Linked DNA regions of Homo sapiens: region 2 is linked to region 1. A link is a contact called in ENCODE Hi-C or POLR2A ChIA-PET data. All regions are on one chromosome and are shown on one strand. Each heading gives the region's core, a stretch centred on a gene start or an enhancer-like site at or near the end of the contact. The rest is flanking DNA. Distances are from core to core; before and after follow the strand shown. Region 1 has its middle 150 kb from the start of TNFSF18. Region 2 overlaps RABGAP1L (RAB GTPase activating protein 1 like).

The links. A loop is a pair of places that touch in the nucleus more often than their neighbours do. ChIA-PET counts read pairs that join two places held with the same protein, here RNA polymerase II (POLR2A). Pooled maps may share reads with other maps.
Region 2: a loop to region 1 is called in a pooled map, with 5 times the contacts of the local background. The contact joins two enhancer-like sites. A Hi-C loop is called at or near these places in 5 of 50 pooled maps. POLR2A ChIA-PET finds 5 or more read pairs at or near these places in 3 of 52 experiments (BJ, OCI-LY7 and T-cell).

What each region holds. Positions count from the first base shown.
Region 1 is chr1:172,892,802-172,899,453 of GRCh38, reverse strand. No RefSeq gene overlaps it. Among named protein-coding and RNA genes, the nearest start is that of TNFSF18, 150 kb to the left of the region's middle. Within about 2 kb of position 4,098, at least 7 of the 41 ENCODE cell types and tissues checked have a DNase peak (open chromatin) inside an H3K27ac peak, as active enhancers do; they include OCI-LY7, where a contact is called at or near this core.
Region 2 is chr1:174,966,489-174,972,611 of GRCh38, reverse strand. RABGAP1L (RAB GTPase activating protein 1 like) reads right to left here. Exons shown (of 26, transcript NM_001366446.1): 21 at 3,225-3,335. Among named protein-coding and RNA genes, the nearest start is that of RABGAP1L-AS1, 15 kb to the right of the region's middle. Within about 2 kb of position 4,336, at least 8 of the 41 ENCODE cell types and tissues checked have a DNase peak (open chromatin) inside an H3K27ac peak, as active enhancers do; they include OCI-LY7, where a contact is called at or near this core.

The sequences.
Region 1 (6,652 bases), core at 2,849-5,348:
ACACTTTTCCAGGTACTGACCAAGTCCAGGACAGGTATAAAAATAAGGGTGTTGCTGAAATGGACAGGAAGGGATAATTGTAGAAGAAAGATGAAGTAACTGTGATGGCACTAGATAAACCATCAGGATAAAGAATAAGATAGAATGTTGAGGACCCAGTGTGGACCAGTAATTAGATTCTACATCTGTTCTGGGGAGTAAATTTTGATTGGGAAAATGACAAAAAAGAGGGTGAGGAAATGGAGAACATTCTATTGCTAATAATCATATATTACATCTCATAGGGTACGAAACCGCTGCTATGTGAAGCTGATGAGAAAAGGCTGGTAGGTTAGAAGGCATGACTGTCAGTAAGATAAAGGCTGTCAAGCTAAGAGCGTAGTCAGAAAGAATGTGTGGGTGGGCAAAGAGTGCAGGCCCAACCTCCCAGACTCAAAAGAAGGAGCTGTGATGGAATGAGTGCTTCTACTTGAGGGGGTTTCAAAGGAAGTGGTGTCACTGATAAAAGAGGTGAATAAAGAATCCACAGAAAATGTGGAAAATGTAGACATTTAAGTGTAGGTGTTACCAAAGAGATAAAAATATAGACTTACTGAAACTTTGGTGCTTGGACATAATATTAAAACATATTACAAAAACAGACTTCTTACACCAGAGGAATAGAAGATAAAACACATTATCTTCCCTCTTTATCATGATATCTTTAAAGCGTAAATCATTTTAGGCACTCCAAAAGTATTTTATAAATAGTTGAAATATTCTGTCCACCTACAAAGAACATGAGGTTTTTCATAATTGGATTACTATTGGTTTATGTTGAGCTGGCTGCCTCCTGTAGTTCTATTACTTTGGTTCCAATTTTATTCATAAAAACCTGGGTTTAATGATGTAGCCTATGACTATAAAATAAATAAAGCTAATGAGATATAAGGGGTTTGTATGCATGGCTTAGGCCTCTTTTGGACCCAACCTAGCTTTACAAGAATAGATTCAAACATTCATTTACAAAATTCCATAATTTTTAAAAGATGTTTTAGAAGACCTGAGCTCCTTGGAGGTACTTCAAGAACCATGATAGGAACCAAGATAAGGCTAAGGAAGTGTAATTTTTGATGATACAAGTTTCCTGAAGAGGCAGGAATAGAACAGAATGGAGAACACAGGTGAAAACACAAAGAGGAATATGTCTTTCACTGGATTCCAAAGGACGAAGGCAAAAATATATACAGTAAGATTGCAGGTGGGGTTTCATGAAGATAAGAAGTTCCTACCTGAAGACTACTTTTTTGGTAAAGTAAAAGGTGAGAGAGGTTCTTTGTTGAGATTGTGGGAGAATTCTTTCAGATAAGAGGCTTATGGAGAGTGCATGAGCTCTGAAATAGCTGCTATTGGAAATGGGAGCTAGAACTGATGAAATATTTGACTGTTGAGCAGCAATGAGGGCCAAGTTAAGGTTGAAGACCCTATAATGGCCCCAAAGTATAGAGAGAAAAGAGTTGGACCGAAACAATACATATTTTAAATAGTTTGAATCTTTTCAGGCTGGCGTGGTGGAAGGTCAATAGGCAAGTAATGAATCATGTAGTTTAGGCTGAATAGAGAAAGACAGGAAGGACAGGAAGAGGCTAAATACTTGGTGACCAGGAGGGATCAAAAGACTAGCAGTCTTGGGCAGGCATGGTGGCTGACACCTGTAATCCCAGCACTTTGGGAGGCCAAGGTGGGCAGATCATGAGGTCAGGAGATCGAGACCATCCTGGCCAACATGGTGAAACCCTGTTTCTACTAAAAAAAAAAAAAAAAAAAAGACTAGCAGTTTTGATAAGATATGAGAATAGCAGAAGTAACAGAGTGACAGGATTGAAGGACTACAGTCTATGATCAGAGAGCAGAATGCTTGAATTTAAGATTTCATGGGTGGGGGAAGTAGGGATGGTTAATGGGTACAAAAAGATAATTAGATAGAATAAGCAAGATCTAGTATTTAATAGGAAAGCAGGATGACTACATTCAACAATAATTCATTGTACATTTTTAAAAAACTAAGAGTATAATTCGATTGTTTGTAACACAAAGAAAGGAGAAATGCTTCAGCTGATGGATACCCCATTTACCCTAATGTGATTAATATGCATTCTACACCTATATCAAAATATCTCATATACTGCATAAATATATACACCTACTATATACCCACAAAAATTAAAAAAAGAAAAATAAAGATTTCAGGAGAGATTTCAGGTGGGTGATATCAAGGTCCAATGTATGGTCATTGGACTATATGGCTTAAGTGGAATATACATAAAGCTCACTGTAGTCTCTGTCCTATTTATCTCTCTATGTATCGGTCAATCAATTAATCAATCATCTTATCTAGCTATAACACTACTGGTCCCTAAGCATCTATACATGTATAATAGCTGACCATGCTTAAGGTGAGTTGCAGTGAAGTAACCGTCTTGTGAATGTTGTTACTAATAAGCTGATGCTATTGTAATTTTTGCATACATCTTGAAAAATGATCTGATTGGTTCTAGTGCTTCAATATACTAAACTATTTGTATATAGTATTTGTGTTGAGGCACATGTTGGTTTTTCCCTCTCCTGACAGTTATGAAAAAATTATTTTGACTACATTAGTGGTCAATATTCCTAGTTCTGATTATAAATATGTTACTACAATTTCTTCTACTCTTGTATCACCTCTGTTAATAAAATAAAAAAAATTGTATCTCAAATTACATATAATTTAATCCTGGAGTAAGGAATAATACTGTTTTATCTAAGAAGGTATTAAGGGCAGGCTGACAGGTGGAAGAAATTGGGTGTAAACTTTCAACATTCAGATATTTATGGCCTAAAATTCCATCATTATCACTTCATGCCTTTCAATTAAGCTCTAGTTAGTCTCTCTCCAGGTTTCTTTTAAAAGGCAATTATACACATCAAAAGAATAACCAATAAAATCCTGTCATGTTAGTGTAAATTAATTTATCACATCACTCTCCTATATGGTCCCTACAAGATGAGAAGACGAAGCAAGCATGGGAAACTTGGAAATTTGTGGGAATGGAGCACTGGCTGAAATGGAGAATAGAGTATAAAAACATGAAAAGCGAGTGTTGTAATACCTTCATCTTTTCAGCTATATTCAAAAGCCTTTAAAGGAAAGGGATCATATATTCTTACATGACTCATATAACAATTCTTGTCCTCTTAAAAATAAAGCATATATTTACAGGTGAATAGCTAAAGATTTCAGAGATTTTATTGCATATATATCCCAAGATCCCACAACACTTGTTACAAGATCTATTCCTTCAAACCAATGACTTCAGAAATCTTTTTAAACACATTACTGTGTTTCATGATTTAGAGGGCTGTATGCATAACTATGGATACAATAGAATTCCCATGGTGATTATGACAAGCCCCAAGGCAAGTGGTTTTCATCATATTTGTTGTCCCAATGTCACATTTGTCATCATTTTTGTTTGTCATGTCCCAGTGATATAAAGGAATTCATCCCTGCCAAGCCCAAGTTCAAAAGGTGAAGAAATAGACTCCACTCCTTGGTGGGAGGAGCAGTAAAGCTGCACTACAAAAAGGAGATGCTACAGGGATGAGAAGAATGCTTCGCCATTTTTGCAAATTAATCCACATACATTTTATAGACATAAATATAAGTGTGGAAGGATACATAGCAAACTGATAATATTGTCCACTTCAGGGAAAGGATCAGCAAGGGAGACAATATTTTATTCACTTGTATTTGTTTGACTTACACCAAACATACATTACCTTCATAAATTTTATTAAGCAGAGAGTTTTAGTAAATATAAAAGTTATAATAATTATATTTCTATCACCAAAAGTTTAATTTCATGGACACCTTAATTCATTAACACTCAAAAGAATAGAAAATAGAAAGAAAACACCCAAATAGAGCAAGTTTGTCAATATCATAGTACTATTGTTAAAGGAAACCAAAGGAAGAAATGACTTTACTGAATGATCCACAGAATTGTTTTGCAGTTTCACAGCTCACAGATTGTTTTTCACCGGACGCATCTAAGCTTCTAGTGTCGAGTTTCACTTTCAAATGTCAAAGCAACACCTCAGGAAATACACATGGCTCAGCCTGTTGCCTTTGCTTATAAAAAATCGACTCCCTTTTCAGTTAGTACTGATGGATGAAAGGACATTCTCTGATCTTTTCACCAGTAACCAGTCATATAAATCCTCCGATGAGCTCTAATTTAGTAATCTGAAATGTACAGTACTATTCACAAGTTTTTCATGACTCAGAATTTGCAAAGAATTTGATCAGGTTTCCTTTTCTAGTTTTGGTGGTATTGAGTCTGGGGAATTAATATCATAATGATCTATAAAAATGTTTCAGCTGGCTTTCGCGCTCTCTCGCGCTCTCTCTCTTTTTCTCTCTCTTTCGGTTAATATCTTTGCATCTGTGTTTCCACCAAAGAAATTTGGAACACATATCATATGACAGTGTTGTTGACACACCCCATATCTGCTCTTCAGCTTGTGTGGACACTTCTTTTTTCACTAGAGTGCTTTATTATGACTTACCTTGCTACTGTCCTGCAGGTGAACAACCCACAGACTGTGGTACCAAAATGTTTTGCGCTGAAGCTTGTAAGACAGTCACCCCTTGCATTGTTCATTCAGGCTTGATAGGATTCTCTGCAGGAAATCATCTTGAAGAGCTTGTCTTTGAAGAATACCTCTCACCACACAATTGCCCATATCTCAGGCCCTTTTTGTTCAACAGCCAAGTCATCATGTATTAATACTGTTTATACTGCCCTAAAACACAGGGACATCCAAAGGCATGCTACACCAGATAAGAGAATGAAAACCCCCTTCTACCAGTCAATCATCAGCTCTAAGGTCTTATTTCTATATTTCACTGAGTCATTTTGGAAATCATGCATGTGAAAGTCTTTTGATCTTGTATCAGCATTGGGGAAAATGAACAACTTTCTCGTATTGATTTTACAGCTAAAATTTCTCCATCCAACTGAATTGCTCAAATTGGTTAAAATCATAAATTGGCTGAAAACCAATACAAGCGAATAAAACATTGTGTCCCTTGCTGATCCTTTCCCTGAAGTGGACAGTATTATCCGTTTGCTATGTATTCTTCCACCCCTTTCTTTACAAACCAAAACAAATTGGTTAAAATCACAAATTGGCAGAAAATAACAACTTTCCAGTTACTGATTTTTTAAACATAAAGGTAATTTATGTATATCATAAGATCATAAGACTGTTTTATAATTTTTATGTTTTGATTCATTTTACATCTTTTCTTCAGAAAGTATTTGTTTAATGGTCATTTGGTTGCAGTTCTTTGTAAATGTTAATTTATATTTTAGTATTTTTATTTATTTTTGGAAACTATTTCTCACATTATTTGTGTAGCCTAGGTAGTTAGTTTACTGCAGGAAAAGAGTTTTATTGTTATCTGGCCACAAAGGTGATCTCGACGTATCAAATCTTATCAGAAAGTCTCGTCTTAATCTTTACTGAAATCTGGATGTTTCTGTTTACTTGGAATGCTAGGAGGTCCTTTTGAATGTTAGTCAGCTTTACTCTCCTTGTTCTCTAGACTTTTAAAGATATTTTCACAGGAGTCTACTAAAGACACCTTCCCCCCACTCAGCCCCAACCCCACCTCATGCACAGCCTCCTCTCTGGGATTCTGCCTTGTAGCATAAAGAAGGTCTAATTAGGATAAGGATACATCAACAGGCAAGGAGCCAAACACCAGCAGGCAAAGAGCCAAAGACCAGCCTTACTCTCCTTGGTGCAAGAATAAGGCTAAGCTACCAGAGTTCTGTGTTTTTGTTGGCAAAGCTCATGTCGTTTCAGGAAAAAGACTATTCCTGCCCAGGCCCATCTCCATGGTTCCAGAAACCTCATTGTCCTTTAAATATGCAGGCAACTATTCTGGGTTACCTTCACCACCAGCACCATCACAGTAATTCTGAAAATGACAGTTATTGGTGTCTCTGTGCTTTGGGAATACCCTTCTTCCCAGAATCACAGTGCATGTTAGCACTGGTGGCTTCCTCCTCCTCAGTCAGCTATCAAGAAAGCCAGAGATATCATCAGCCTTGGAAAGGAAAGGACAGCCCAACAGCCTTGCCATACAGGATTTTCCAGTAGACCTGATAATGAGAATTCTGAGATTATGTTGGTTAGGCCTGGAATGAAAAAAGAAAAACTCAGAGAGGGCAGGATGACATAGGCAAGGCAGCTAGCTTGGCCATCAATAGACTGCTCTTTCCAACTCTGTGAAACATCCTTCCTCTTCCCCTGGAGTAGTCCCTCAATATATGCTTCTATTTTCATTCCTCCCTGATTTTCTAGAGCCTGGTTCCATCATTTATGAACCCATTCCTTCTTAGCATGGGATCCCCTAAAAGAAGACACTGAGACAAAGATTCACATACTGATAGTTTATTTGGAAAGTCATCAGGGGAGTGGAGAAGTGAGACAGGAAAGGGGAGCAACCAAGGGTTACTACAATGGAGCAGACCAAAGAGTAATCCTGTGGAAAGCCCCAGGAACCAGCCTGGGAGCTGCCACAGAGGAATCTTACTGTGTGTCCAGGGAGGAATGTATA
Region 2 (6,123 bases), core at 3,087-5,586, 2.1 Mb before region 1:
CAAAGTGCTAGGATTACAGGCGTGAGCCACTGCACCAGACAGCCTTCACCATAATTTGATAAGATTGAAACACTGTCATTATCAAGTCTAAATACTTAACAATATCTTATAATGTCTCATTGATACTGAAAGTTCTAATTGCAATCTAAGGCTTCTGCTATATATGTATGAGAGAAACAAGCATTGCAATGTGTGATTTAATCATGAATCAACCAATAACCTCAGAAAAGACTCAGCCCTAATATCAGAAATGAGGATCTCTGATAAATGATTTCTGAAAGAACTAACCAGGCCAGTTGTTCAACTTAAAATAAAACAAAATAATTTTCCACTTAGTCCATGTAGCTTCTGGTCTAACAGAACTTGCTATGGTGAGAGGGAACCTAGACCCCTGGTCCTCAGCAGGACAGTACTAATCATGTCTCTTCTCTTTTGTTCCTTGCAAATAGGGAAGGACAGGAAAGGCCTGAAAGCAGATAGCAAACAGAAACTGAAATGGAGATGTTGCACCTTTTTTTCACTTCTAATCACTGAGAAATCTTTATTTAAGGAATCCGAGAGAGGGCGAGTTCTCAAGAGAGGAAGGCTCTGCCAGAGGGAAAAGCTGAAGAGCCTTTGGTGCCCAGGAAGCCTGAAATTAGCACTAAAATGGTCAGAGTAAGAAATGATTTATTTTTGCAAAGAACCTAATTTCCTAATTAGTGTTTGTTTGCTTACATATTGTCTTAAATACAATCTACTTTTATATTTGTTTAAAGTTTGCCAGTGTTTTGCTATTTTAATTAAGAGATCTGATTTTCATGAACTGGGAATGGGAAAGTACTGGGCAAACTAGGTGAAGGCCTGCAAAGCCAGTACTTTTCACTCTCAGGCTAGGGCCCTTCCTAGAAGACTGGTGGGGCAGGTCACTTCAACTGCAGGGACAGCTTTTTGGTAAGCAAATAAACCCCAATGAGGAGGAAACTGCAAAATCAGAAGTTAGGAGGAAATATGCATGAAACAGCAGTTTTTATTCTTTCATCTAGATTCTTTCATCTAGATAAAAAGCTCCCAAAGGGAGGGTCCAGGTCATATTTACTTTTCTTAAAAGAGAGGGAAAGAGAGTCAAGGAGGGAAGAGAGAAGGCAGAGGAAGAATGAAGGTCTGATGGAACCTTTTCTTCAGGGGCTGTTCTAGCACTCACATCATGAGCTACCCTGGTACTCAATAATCAATTACTTCAGGAATACCTATAATGGCAGTCACTCCAGACTGACTCACATAAAGGGTTCTCTTGGTGAAGAAATGATTTTTAAGATAATAATTTTTTTCTGATTATTAAAGTTATATATATTATTTAGTATTATATTCATATATAATATGCATATTATAATGTTCATTATTTTTCTGATTTTTAAAAGTTCCAATGCTCATTTTTAGTTAACCTATGGTGGTTAAGTAATTTAGGGTCTTTCTATAAATTCTAAATGGGAAAAAACTATAAAGATGAATATAAAAATTATATTTAATCTTATCACCCAGAGATACCTAGCAGTAACATTTTGATGTATTTCCTTGTGGGCTTCTTCCCTATCTAGGTATACTATGGTCCCCTTCCCTATAGGATGACCCAATGCCAGCCAGTAGCCCTTGAAATTTAGATGCAAACATTATAAATGTTTACTGTTTACAGAAAAAAAAAAGTATTTTTTAAAAAAATACTTTATCATTATTTTCCCATTAACAAAAATTATTCCAGAAAGACATTTTACAGTCAAACTGTCATTCTCCCCTACTAGTGAACATAGATAAAATAATATTTCTATTTTTCATTCTTATAAGTAACACTGCAGTAAACAACCTTGTATATACATTTTTTTTAAACAGATCTTTTTTTTTTAGGATAGCTTTACAAGTCAGAGGATCTCTAGTTTCCTCATCTATATAGTTTCCTCATTCATGAAATGGAGGATTAAAATAATAACTGCTTCCTGGAGTCATTAGGGAGATTAAATGAGATGATGTTTATAAATTGCTTTATTTAGTGCTTGGCACATAGTGGGTACATAGTAAAATTTAATTTTATTATTGCTTAAACCTTTTAACGTCTTAACACATATTACCAACTACATTTGCCAAACAACTTTGAAACTCTCCTTAGCTCATTTCACTGCATCCCCACTGAATCCAACTGTTTAAAAATTGTTTCATTTAGTCAGCCATCATAAGAAAATTATTAATGGATAAAAGATTCAAAATGGCAGAATCAAGTGTGAATCAAGACCATTTGGAAAGTTAACATAGAACCAAGACTTTCATTATAGCACTGACTTATCTCAACAGTCTCATGAATACAAAAATATGACCACTGAGGTAAGGCTGAATTGACCCTGATTGAATGGAGATCCGGCTACCTTCTTTGGTTCTGACTCTCCTAGTCACATATTTCTCATACCACTTCTCACAGCTTCCAAATGGGTGGGCTGAATGAGGTTTGTGGTTAACAGGGCCACAACTTTTTAAAAAACCATTCTCTGGGCAGCTTTTTCTACCTTCCATATCCTGTGTCCCAAACAACACAGTTTTTGTTTTTGTTTTTGAATTCCCTTTAGTGCCAGCTCTCTCAGCTACATCTAACATTTAATGAACACATACTATCGAAGTGTTTTACTTATTTAATTGTTATATCATCTCTATGAGATAGACACCTTTTTATACCTATAGACAGCTTAAGAACTGTCCAGGGTCATATGGTTCACAGTGGTGGTGCCAGCATTCACAATCAGGCAGTCTGGCTCTCAGCCACTCAGATGCCTATCAATCTAACAATCCAACTCTTAATGTAGGTACTTCATGTAAAAGTTCACATTTATTATGGAGAATAATTCTTACTGGAACAAAAAGTAAGGCATCTACTGTTAGAGTGGCATTAGTACAGGCATATTCTTGGTGACTGATGTTCTCAGATAATTATGCTGACAGCCATTGGTTCAGGAAAGGTATCAACAAAGACATAACAGAGTTTAGAGGTATAAAGAAAGTATGTCACACATGCTATTTAGAAATGACCCAAACCTTTCTCAAAGGCTTATGTTTTCCATGGTCTCCAATTAACAGACTGTCCCTGCCACTTGTCCATTCCTCAAGAACAAAGTCAAGAACAAAGCAAGTTTGTGGGGGCGGTGATGAGGGCAAATCGGTCTTTGCCCTGAGGAAGTCATCACAGTCTCATTTCTAAGGATTACCTGATCCAAGTCATTCCGTAGAGCAATTTTGCTTGTTACTAGTTCATGGGCAAGGTCATCATTCTCTTGTTCCAACCTCATGCTGGCCTCCTGTAATCTTCGGTTCTCCCTCTGCAGAAGAACAATAGCCAGAGGTGGGCATTAGTGTCTGGACATACAGAAACGAACAGAACTGGTGAGGAAAAACAAGCAACAAAGTGAACTTTCAAAGGTGTAAAAAGGAGAAGGCGCAAGTGGCACAGGAAGGCAGGATTGCTGTCTGGGAAACAACAGTGAGTTTAGCTAGCAATGCAGATGCGGTTCTCTACCCGGTGAAACTGGTCCCTTAAACTCTCAAGATGGAACTTCATTATAAAAAATGTGCCACAAAGAACAAACTTTCTGAGCATATCCCCCCCAATCCTGTGAGGTTTTTACATAGATCTAGAACACAGACACAAACAATTCTTTATTTGAAACATGCACGGTAGTCTCACCCTTGACCTCAAGAGAAACCACAAGACACAGTAGGAATGAAACAGGGGAAAACCACCAGACATTTCTTCAAATTGTTTTTCTAAGACAGGGTTCATATTGAGTATATTTAAGAGCTCTAAATCAAGAATCATGACACATGGGTTCATGACTTTGCTAACAGCTGACATTTTTATTCTTTGAGTAAGAATATATTTACTTTTCTGAACACCTATTTTTGTGTGAGAGCAACAGTCATAAGATATCTAGTTTTTTTGTTTTTTAAAAAATTTCAGATTAAAACATTCTGGGTAAAATAAATTACTGAGGATTTCTGCTCCCAACCTTGAAAAATCTGAAACAAAGTTACATGATAAAAAAACAAACAAAAAAACGAAACAAACAAACAAACAAAAAGAAAGAAAAAAAAAAAACCAAGTCACTAATTCTTATGAAGCAAGGCCTTTCCTTAACTAAACACTATGAACTTGGTATGTTCACAACTATTTTCAGAATAGCTATTTCATGTCTTCCATTCCAAAGTATCAAAATTGCTTTCTTTGCTACTGTTAACAGTTATAGGAGATTCAAAAGAGAGCTGACAGGAAAGACTAATGTCATGAGACCTTCCTGTTTTTCAGATTTACACGTCTAACAGTGTTTTCTGCAAAGGTGGCAAAAACTCAGACAAAGCAGTGACAAAAAACTAGAAGACAAATATATGTTTTGGAAGATAGTTTATCATAGCATACCAGGTAATGTGAAGTTAATTGTATCTTCTATATAACAACCTGGTGTTTGTTATATTGAAAGAGAAGACAATTTCTTTCTTTTTCCTGTTTTTTAAAACAAGGGCTAAGAAACACATGGTAAGGGCAAAGTCTGAGGCTTTCACAGAGGCAGAGGATCCATAAACAGGGAAGGCTGTCAGAGAAGTTAAAGGACAAAACCGCACCTTGATTATACCAGCCACCAGGGCCCATTTCTGTCTTTTTTTTTTTTTTTGGAAAAAAATAAGAATAGTTGGAGAATGTTAAAACATTATTGAAAAACATATCGACTAAAAAAGATAAAAACAATCCCAAATCACTTTAATACTTTAAATAAATTCACAATAGAATTCTACTCAGTGTTAAAATACTGGAGAAGGCTGGGTGCAGTGGCTCATGACTGTAATCTCAATACTTTGGGAGCCTGAGACCGGAGGATTGCTTGAGCCCAGGAATTCAAGACCAGCCTCAGCAACATGGCAATACCCCATCTCTACAAAAAAATTTTTAAAAATTAGCTGGGTACAGCTGGGCACAGTGGCTCATGTCTGTAATCCCAGCACTTTGGGTGGCTGAGGTGGGTGGACCACTTGAGGTCAGTTCAAGACCAGCCTGGCCAACATGGTGAAACCTCATCTCCACTAAAACAAAACACAAAAATTAGATGGGTGTGGTGATACACACCTGTAATCTCAGCTACTCGGGAGGCTGAGGCAGGAGAATTGCTTGAACCTGAAAGGCAGAGCTTGCAGTGAGCCAGAATTGCACCACTGCACTTCAGCCTAGGTGACAGAGTTAGTGAGACTCCATCTCAAAAAAAAAAAAAAAAAAAAATTAGCTGGGTGGTGTGGTGTGCACACATGATCCCAGCTACTGGGGAGGCTGAGGTTGGAGAATCACTTGAACCCAGGAAGTCAAGGCTGCAGTGAACTATGATCATGCCACTGCACTCTAGCCTGGGTGACAGAGTGAGAACCTGTGTCAAAAAAAAAAAAAAGAAAGAAAGAAAATATAATAACAGGAAATGCTTACGCTGCCTTCCTTGTAGGGGGGAAAAAAACCCCAATAAATAATTGGAGAATCTCATTGTAACAATATAAACAACCAATATTAACTGTAGGTAGTGAATTTTCTTTATTGTTGTCCTTGTTCTTTTAAAAATGTTTTCAAGTTTTCTACAATGAATATATATTTGTAATAGGATTTAAAAAATAGTTTTATTAAGAAAAAAAGGAATTCAGAATTTTAATTCCATTGGAAGGGATAAGATGCCAAAATGAGAAAAAAAAATTTAAGTCCACTTCTGTTAGAAGGTCATATTCTACACAAAACCATATTGGATCCTCCTTTTTGACCAAGATATAATGTAACCCCTCAGAAGTGGTGCCTTGTGAGGAACTCTTTCCCTAGATGTTCCTGAGAAGACTGTGAATGCTCTTGTAGAGGCAACTTGTACTCATCAGATTCTGTCTGTTCCCCTCAATCTACAGAAGTTACACCCTCCCACAGAAGCATAATAAATGTGGAGACTAAAAAACAAATTTCTAAAAAGCCAGAGCTTCTACAATGAAATCTTTGAATCTTTGCCTAAGCAACACAATTTCTAGCAGGGGCTGGAGAGTTAGCCTTTATTTCTGATATATCTATTACTCCTTTTCATGGAAAAAAAACATATA